Regions from separate parts of the Homo sapiens genome. Here all the other regions are linked to region 2. A link is a contact called in ENCODE Hi-C or POLR2A ChIA-PET data. All regions are on one chromosome and are shown on one strand. Each heading gives the region's core, a stretch centred on a gene start or an enhancer-like site at or near the end of the contact. The rest is flanking DNA. Distances are from core to core; before and after follow the strand shown. Region 1 overlaps PTPRC (protein tyrosine phosphatase receptor type C). Region 2 holds the start of C1orf53 (chromosome 1 open reading frame 53). Region 3 has its middle 17 kb from the start of PTPRC.

Region 1 (2,870 bases), core at 225-2,724, 750 kb after region 2:
GAGAAAAGGAATTTGGAAACTACTATAATGTAAAGTAGCATTATTTATACAACAATTAATTTTAGAGAAGCAAGAGACCTTAGAAATAATCTATTTCAACGCATCTATTTTACAAAAAAGAAAATTGAAACTCATAGATATTTAGTGACTTGTCCTTTGTTACACCAAAAATGAGGGAACTTGGTCTAGAATTCCTCCAGCATATTATGAGGTATTTGTTCTGTGGCCTGATACAATGAAATGAATGTTGGATTAGGCATTTTGGGACAAGTTTTGAATCCTAACTCTATTACTAATTCCTCTTCACTAGACTGAGATTCTGGTATGTGGTATTCAATAAGTGACTTGACTTCTTTAAGCCTGGTTTCTTTTTCAGTGAGATTTACAGCTTAGACTAGTTTCTGAATCTTGACCCTGTGGACAATCTAGTTGGAGAACTGAGATGACCTGGGCATTGTAGGATGTTTAGCAACATTCCTGCCTCTGTAAACTAGACACAGCAGCACATTTACCCAACCTGCTCTGACTGTGACAACCAGAAATGTCTCCAGGCATTGCCAAATGTCAACTGAGGGCAAAATTGCCTACCCTAGCCACCTTAACTGAAAACTACAAACTTCATTGAAATAATTTCTTTATGGCTCCCAGCAGTAACACTGTGCTATTCTAGACCAGTTGGTTAAACTACTGGATGCTTCATCAGAAAGCACCCACTAAGCATCACTCACCATGAAGTTCGTTGGGTACTCTATACAATGAACAAAGGAGATATCACATAATTTTTAAAAAACTTAAAAGATTCACAGGTGAGAATTTTGTAGTAACAATTAAGTATTAACTATTAGAAAAATTTAAGAAGTTTTAACAAAATGATATAAAAATATATTCACTATAAGTAGGATGTAATTTTTGTCCTGTAAGAGTTATCCATGTATTTACGAATTGTACCTACCAGAGGTTACAAAAATTTGGTCATTATTTGAAAGATTAACAGGGACTTATTTCCAATCATAGATGTTCACTATACTATTCTAAGACATTTGCAACTGTGTAAGGCAGTCATTTCCAGTAAGAATTGCTAGAACAAACATTAAGCATTTCACAGTGAAAAGGGTCATAGGTATATTTTCATCCTTTGCATATAGAAGAAATAGCAATCTATTATTCTCAGTTTTTGACTTAAAAGGTATTGTTGCTTCCCTTTCTTTCCCTCCCCTACTCAAGTTTTTGCCCATGGATCCAGATACCTACAAGGGCCTAATACAGGGAAAGTGCACTGTGTATGAGCTATGAAGGCACAATGGAAGCTTGCCTGGCAATCAGTGCCAGAACAGACAGCTAGTCTGATGAATTCTGCTACACATCACAGGGCTACTAGTTTTTTGTTTTTTGTTTTTTTTTTTTTTGTCATACATTACTGCAAGTTCCCTGAGGAAGTTTACTGATCTGTAGTTTTACGAGAAATGCACGTCATGGAGGTGGCGTGGGGGAGCGGGTGAACAAGGAAACTTTAGTTGCTATAAAACAGGAGCTGAGAGCTCAAGCAGGTTGGTTATGTTCTGCCAGATGGAGATAAAACTGTGGCAGCCACATCCTGTGACTAGAAATTGTTTAAGTAGGCAGACCTGTTGGAGGACTAAAGAACATTAGGCAAGGAGATTAAATTAGTGTAGGAAAAAAAATCAGTTTTGTTTAAAACGAAATATCTACTTGTGTTAATAGAACATTCTAACTCCACCATAGGATGGAATCAAGAGGTTTTTTTTTTAATACATATAGTGTATATATATAAATATATATATACACACACACACACTGTATGTATTCCTATGTAGATTAAATATTTTGATTTACCTCTTTCTAGTAAAGCAAAGTTCATTCTGAAATCCAAAATATTCACTTACTAGAGCAGAAAAAAATTAGCTGTGCATTTATGCTGATCACAGTGTAGATAATTAATCTTTAAGAAAGTAGGTTTTTATGTTTATAGTTGATAAAGTGTTAGTGGCAAGAACTTTTTCTGTTATTGAATATTATCATCAGATTACTCGTGCTTTCCATTTTATTCCTTTAAAAAAATCCAACTTTTGTAAGCCACCACTATTTTCTGAAGATTTTATTTCTCTCTAAGCTAAGAAAGGATGTCAAGAATAAACCATTTTCTCCTTTTAAATAAAAATGCATTCACTATAGATATTCATTTGAAATCTCAAACATACCTGAATTAAGTATACTCAGTTTTGTGAGTGAAAATTAATTATTATTTAAAACAAAACAAAACAAAAAAAATGTTCAGTGTTTTCATTTTACTTCTCTTGCTGCTTTTGGGCTCTGACTGGGCCCGGAAGCAGAAGTTGCAAAACATTATGAGAAAACTTTTGCTCTTTTCTTTTTTTTCTTCAATCTCCACCCATATGGAAATACCAGAAATCTGAAACCCCATTCTTGCTAAATATTCTTCTCAGGATTGTATCTCTACTGCAGGTCTTCTATGACGTTTTACAGCTGGCCTCTTTCCATTCAGAATTGCTGTTCATCTTTGAATGTCTCTGCTTTACTCCTGAATGAACACAAACACATTTTTTTTAGGTTTCTTGTTGACATTGGCTTTCTTTATAGCCCATAAAAAATGCATTTGTGGCATCTCTTCCACAGACAAAAATAGTATAATTATGATTCAATACTCGATGAATGTGTGTTAAACTAAACTGTGCCCAAGCTCTGTGCAACAGTACAGGTTTTTCACCTTTCCAGGGGAGAGATGTGGAGCACATATACATTTCAGCCATCCTACATGCCCACAGGGACATCTTTCTGGTCTGTCTCATTGGAATACCCTTCCTTATTTGGTTTTTAGTTTCTTTCTGCTT
Region 2 (2,700 bases), core at 70-2,569:
TGCTGTCTCTACCCTTTGAATCGATGTCATGGCCTATTAGTGGATCCTGATCCTTAATTTTAAAGACAATGCAGTAAATCAATCTCAGGTTTTTGTTGGTGCGGGGACCTGACTTATGGTGAATGTGAATAACATCACAGTTGTTCATTTTTGGTGATCTCATGTTTGGTCCCACTCTTCCACAGCTTTCTCTAGGGTCCCTCCTTCGCTTTCCAGATTTTAAACTCTCCTCAGATTACTTAACAGTCTCCAGATCCTAATTTTTTATTCCAACAAAAAGAAAATCAATTTGCAAAATATAATACCAATTTATTAATTCACTGAGATTTTTAATGAACCAATAGGGTTGTTTCAATCACCTCCTACTAAGATTTAAGAAAATGAAAATATGACTACAGGGTTGCATGGTAAACACAGAAACCAAAAAACACGTAGTGATGGTCTATAGTGGCTTAGTCGCCTTTCTCCTGTACAACTGAATAATCTACTTTTGTCCTCAAAGATCAATTCCTGCCCTCCCAGTATTGAAGAGCACTAACAAAATTGGTACTCTTCAGCCCTCCTTTTCTTGAAACCCAGACGGGGGGTAGGAAGATGGGGTGGTGTTAATTTAATCCTAACACCTGAAATTACTTCCCGGGCTTGCCGTAATTTTCTCAAATACAATTATGTGACGGTATCAAGATCACTTTCATCCATCAGAAAGGAGATAATAGTTTTAGGTTGGATTTTGTAAATATTCAGCAACATGAACACAACACCTTTTCTTATTCAGTGTGCGATTTTACTTTTGGCCCTTATTCTAGGGTGGGCCAAAGAACCAAGCAAAGAAGGCTCCGCTTCCACCTTTATTCCTATCACATACTACCTGGAAACACTCAGCCTTTTCTGGATAGGCCCAAGGTGGTTATTCACAAACCTCGGGTCTTTTGATCACTTTCTGGGATCTTAACAGTTGTGGAGATTATACTGAATGATCCCAAGTCCAGTCTGACATAACAAAAAATGTCCACCTTTCAGCTGGGTGGGCGCGGGGGAAGAAGGAAGAGCTTAGAATTTAAGTCCAAAGATGTGGAAACACCAGGCTCTTCCCCGTCCAGGCAGCTCATCAGAGCCTCGTTAGCTGCCTTAAAAGCCCATTTTATTTCCGCAGCGGGCCCGCTGGTGAAGGCAGAAGGCTCAGTCCGTCCGCCTCCACCTGCTGCCACGGCAGCGCGAACCGACCCCACGCAGCGATGGCCACGAGCTGCCCAAGACCGGCTCGCCGCGCCCAGGCCCGCGTTGGTCGCCCCTCCGGGCCCCAGCGCCGGGTGCTCCGCCTCCCAAGGCCGGCGGCGGCATGGCGGCCAGGCAGATCTGGGCACGGACGGGTGCCGCGCTCTGCAGGCAACCTTCCGCCGCCCCGCCGCCAGCACCTCTCTGGGTAAGAGCTGGGTTCCGACAGCAGCTCAGCTTAACCCTCTGCCCTGCTAACGAGGGAAACTGCGGCGGCTCCGCGCCCAGCACGCCCGGTAGGCCGGAGAGAGCGGCGAGGCCTTCGGTGAGCGAAGAGTTAACCGCGGCGGAGCGACAGATCGCGGAGCTGCACGCTGCCGCCTGCGCGGTGAGACTCCCTCCTGCCCGCCCCGCCCCGCCGCGGCCGCCCCGGGCTCGGCGCGCCTGCGCATCCCGGGCCTCTCCGGACCCGGAGGCCGCCCGGCAGAGGCAAAGGTTGCTGGATACCGGTGCGGTCCTGCCTCGGGCGACATTCGCGCACGCACACGAACTTCCAGCCCCGACATTTTCGCGGGAAACCTGTGTCTGTCTTGAGTATGAGTGTGATTTGTTTTCCGATCAGCGTCCGAGCTAAACTCCGGTCGCAGTGTGGGACCCACTACCACTCTTTTGTGGTGTATGTGTGTGTGTGTTGCGGAAGGGGGTGTTAAGGAATTGATGGAGAAGGTGGAGGGACTGAGAAGTCACAACAAAAATGTGTTGTGTGTTTTTCTGCATTGTCAGTTGAACACTTAGCAATCCAGTGATTCTTAGAGTGAGAAAAAAAGACATTGACACATTTATTTTAATTTTTCCATTGCCTTCTTGTCCTTTCTCTTAACTCTTAACGGAGCAGAGGGAACTACAATCTGGCATTTGTAGACACTCAGCTGTTTTCTCCTGTTTTGCGGATTTGACAATTGTCTGTTAGTACCAGTATCTAAACTTCTCTCCCTTTACGCCTTCTAACACAGTCTGCGTGAGTTTAAAGGCAGCATGGTTACCTTTACAAAAGAAACAGTGAGAAAAAAAGAGAAACTGACTATAATAAAGATAGAAAAGCAGTATGAAATGAACCCATTTAATAAGCTATGTGTGTGTGCCTCCAGTACTTGATGGGACTAATATTATATGGTATGACTTGAGCCAAAGGGGTAGAGAAGAAAATCCCGGAGGTTGCCTAAAATTGACTTATTTAAATAATGACAGTTAGTAGGCCCTGAGAATCCACTGTCGGTCTGACCCATTCAAGTGCTGAAACTGAATAAAGACTCATTAGGAAGTGACTGGCAGCTTTTGATTGTTCTTGTTTATGCTCTCCTTTTAAAAATAATGTATATAATTTGTTCTCATACTTCGCAATATAGATATGGTGGATATTAAAGAAAAGTGTCATTCTCCTTAGAGCAAACACCAGTATCATGTGAAGAAATTTTCAATCAGTCT
Region 3 (2,893 bases), core at 67-2,566, 720 kb after region 2:
TTCTGATGCTTTCTTGAGAGTATGGTCTTTATAGTATGTCAACAATTGTAAACTTGCAGCTAAAATAGCTGATCATATCCGTCTACAGGGAGGCACTACACATTTGCGTGAATACTTCCTCTTCTATTTGAAAAGTGTAGATTTACTTACATTCTTTTAAATATATCAGCACAGACTATCAGGCCGAGGATCACTGTCTTCCAACACAGTAAACATGGACCTGGTTCTTGTGCTCCAGAGAAACAAATGAAAGAGCAGGCCTCAAGGAATTTTGTTCATTGGGATCAGTGGGATCACAAGTATAGATCTAAAGAATGGAGTTCCTTCAGAGCTCACTTCAGGTGGCCAAGATGAAAATATGTACTTTCCTTCATAATATACTTAAGAAGATAAGGTCAGTTTTGTCATTGATCTGGTCCTATTCACCTTGTTTTTCTCTCTTAAATTATTTCTTTACCATTGTGGAGATAATCAACCGCATGGTGTCATCACTCATTTATCTCTAAGCATAACAGACATTTTCAACCCATTTCAGGTGTCCTCAAATTATTCATTTTTTATTTAAATGAAGAATTGTCCAGAGTTAGCATGTAAATATTAGCTAAGGGCAGGATGTGTGTGTGTCATGGAGGGGAGGACCTCTCCTGTTTAGGAGGAACTGCTGGCCCTAATATGCATGTCACATACATATGAACCTTGATCGGCTGTCATGCGGAAGGAATTACACTTCCGCTGGCCTCCCCTACCACAACCACAGGTGGAATCTAAGCTAGGCACTGAACTTGGCTCACACAGCTGTGAGCTTGCGCTGAGTCTCATCCTTTGCTGTGGAACTCCCTCTGCTGCTTCCTGCCCCAGCAAACTCCCCTCTACCCAGCCACTGGAAAGGAGTCCCACAGGAGGGGAGGGACAGTAGAGTAGAGCCCAGCTTCTCTGTCCAACACATAAAAGCTCTGAAAGGCAGTTATAAAAGGCTGAACTGGGAGCAGGTATTGTTAAAAAGGGAACCACTGACTTCCTGTGAGCACATGTTCCTGTCTCACTCTTGCTCTGCAGCACAGTAGAGGCTGTTTAGTTCATCACAAAGGAAGTGCATCAGCACTCCTGAAGATGCTACTCTAAGGGCACCTTTGAGTTGTGGGCCAGGAAGGCATTCCATAGTAAGACGAAGGAAAGGCCAAGTTCCTATTGTTAGCGTCACTATGCTTCTGGTTTTATAGTTTCCTAAGTTATTGCCACAGGTCATGGATCTGTGGCGCTCAAATGTTCGCTCACAAGGTTCACAGCACATTCTTTGCAGTTGCACCACCCAGCTAGGAGGGGCGAAACCAATGGAGCATTTTAGGCAGAGCTCATTTCCGCCCACATCAAAAGTAAGAGAGAAGTTTGTGGAGAGCTACATTTGAGCCCTCCATTAGCTGTTTTACATCTTGTAGGCCAAGGTGACACTTTCTACACTATGTGCTGGTGAGATACCACATGGACAAAATGTTGTAGAGGACCCAGCCTGAAAAATGCTCAGGCTTTAAGTCTGAGCAATCTCCACCACATCTCTACTCCACATCCCACCCCTCCTGGAATTTTAAGTCAGGAGACACATTGTGAGTGCATGGACAAAATAAAGAAAAGAAAGAGAGAGAGAAGAGGGAGGGAGGGGGAGAGAGAGAAAAAGTATATCAATTAAAAGTTTGCTGAAAGAGTCATGACATAAAGAAGATGAAAGAAAAAAACAAATTAGATTGTTACCAAGCTGTACATTCTTTGTTGAGGGAGAATAGAGATGAATTGGTAGCAGAGAGGAAGAAAAAGGAAGCATTTTAAGATGCAAAACAGGAGAAATCAGACTTAAGCAAGAATGGAGAAATAACTACATTTATCCACATCAGCTGTATCTTACCAGTTTGACTACTCTAAATGCTTGGGGATAATCTGGGAGTTTTTCACTGCTCCCCTCCTGCTGACAGTCCCAAACATATTGATGAGGCATTTTTAATAGCTTTCACCTCTGGCTCCTACTACAGCTTCATGTCTTTTTCCTTGGTTCTTATCCTCATCGTGGTGTCATGATTATTGTCCTCTCAGTCAAGCCCATCCTGTGCTACTGACTGAATGATTTTTATTAAAAATAAATTTTCCCCTATGCCTCTCCTGCTTACAATGCCTTATGATCCTTGATTGCTCACAGATTGAAATCCAAATCTTTGAGGATCCCATTCAAGATCTTTCAGTGCCTGAGTATAGCTCGTCTCTCCAAATTCTTCTTCTGCATATTATGTGCCTGCTAAAGAAAGTACTTACAGTTGTTCAAATGAGATGTTTCTTTTGGAAACCTCCCTGCATTCCTACCTGCTAACCCCCTATTTGGAAGTTAATTGTTGTCTTCCCCCACTCAGCTCACAGGTGTCCCCTGTGCACCTTCTACTGCCCACTCAAGCATAGTTGATCACTTCCTCCTTTAGGTCTCAATGCCATGACAATTTAATCACACTCCATTTTCATTATTTTTTATAAGTCTGTTTCACTACTTGGTACTGAGCTTCTGCTTGTAGAATGTGCACTTTGTTCTTACTTATTTTTGTGTTCTTGGGTCCTATTGCCAGTGCCTTGAATATACTAGATATAAGTCTAAAAATATTTGTTAAAGAATAAGTAAATGAATATTTCAGTGGAAGAAACTCTTTTCCCATGTGGGGACTTTGCACTTTCTGTCACAAAATTTGACTTAATCTAACTTAGGCAAAGATGTAATTTATTGGCTAAGAGAAAACGTTTAGGGATATAACTAGATTAGACATACTAGATTGAGTATGCAAACAATATCATATTTCTCTACATCCCTTAGTTCCCATTCCCATGGTTGAATTTAAGCTGCTTTGGCTTTAGACTTAGACTT

The links. Hi-C counts contacts between places; a loop is a spot of excess contacts on that map. ChIA-PET counts read pairs that join two places held with the same protein, here RNA polymerase II (POLR2A). Pooled maps may share reads with other maps.
Region 1: POLR2A ChIA-PET joins it to region 2 with 12 read pairs in OCI-LY7. The contact joins the enhancer-like site here to the promoter of C1orf53 in region 2. POLR2A ChIA-PET finds 5 or more read pairs at or near these places in 2 of 52 experiments (OCI-LY7 and naive thymus-derived CD4-positive, alpha-beta T cell).
Region 3: a loop to region 2 is called in a map of naive thymus-derived CD4-positive, alpha-beta T cell, with 4 times the contacts of the local background. The contact joins the enhancer-like site here to the promoter of C1orf53 in region 2. A Hi-C loop is called at or near these places in 1 of 168 maps with a recorded cell type or tissue (naive thymus-derived CD4-positive, alpha-beta T cell) and 5 of 50 pooled maps. POLR2A ChIA-PET finds 5 or more read pairs at or near these places in 1 of 52 experiments (activated CD4-positive, alpha-beta T cell).

The regions. Positions count from the first base shown.
Region 1 is chr1:198,655,262-198,658,131 of GRCh38, forward strand. All of the region lies in intron 2 of PTPRC (protein tyrosine phosphatase receptor type C), which reads left to right. It overlaps PTPRC-AS1 (PTPRC antisense RNA 1), which reads right to left. Exons shown (of 3, transcript NR_199042.1): 3 at 2,292-2,560. Among named protein-coding and RNA genes, the nearest start is that of PTPRC-AS1, 10 kb to the right of the region's middle. Within about 2 kb of position 1,475, at least 15 of the 41 ENCODE cell types and tissues checked have a DNase peak (open chromatin) inside an H3K27ac peak, as active enhancers do; they include OCI-LY7, where a contact is called at or near this core.
Region 2 is chr1:197,901,311-197,904,010 of GRCh38, forward strand. It overlaps C1orf53 (chromosome 1 open reading frame 53), which reads left to right and starts at 1,320. Exons shown (of 3, transcript NM_001024594.3): 1 at 1,320-1,603. The coding sequence starts at 1,340. RefSeq lists silencers at 1,205-1,354, 1,525-1,774.
Region 3 is chr1:198,620,340-198,623,232 of GRCh38, forward strand. No RefSeq gene overlaps it. Among named protein-coding and RNA genes, the nearest start is that of PTPRC, 17 kb to the right of the region's middle. Within about 2 kb of position 1,317, at least 10 of the 41 ENCODE cell types and tissues checked have a DNase peak (open chromatin) inside an H3K27ac peak, as active enhancers do.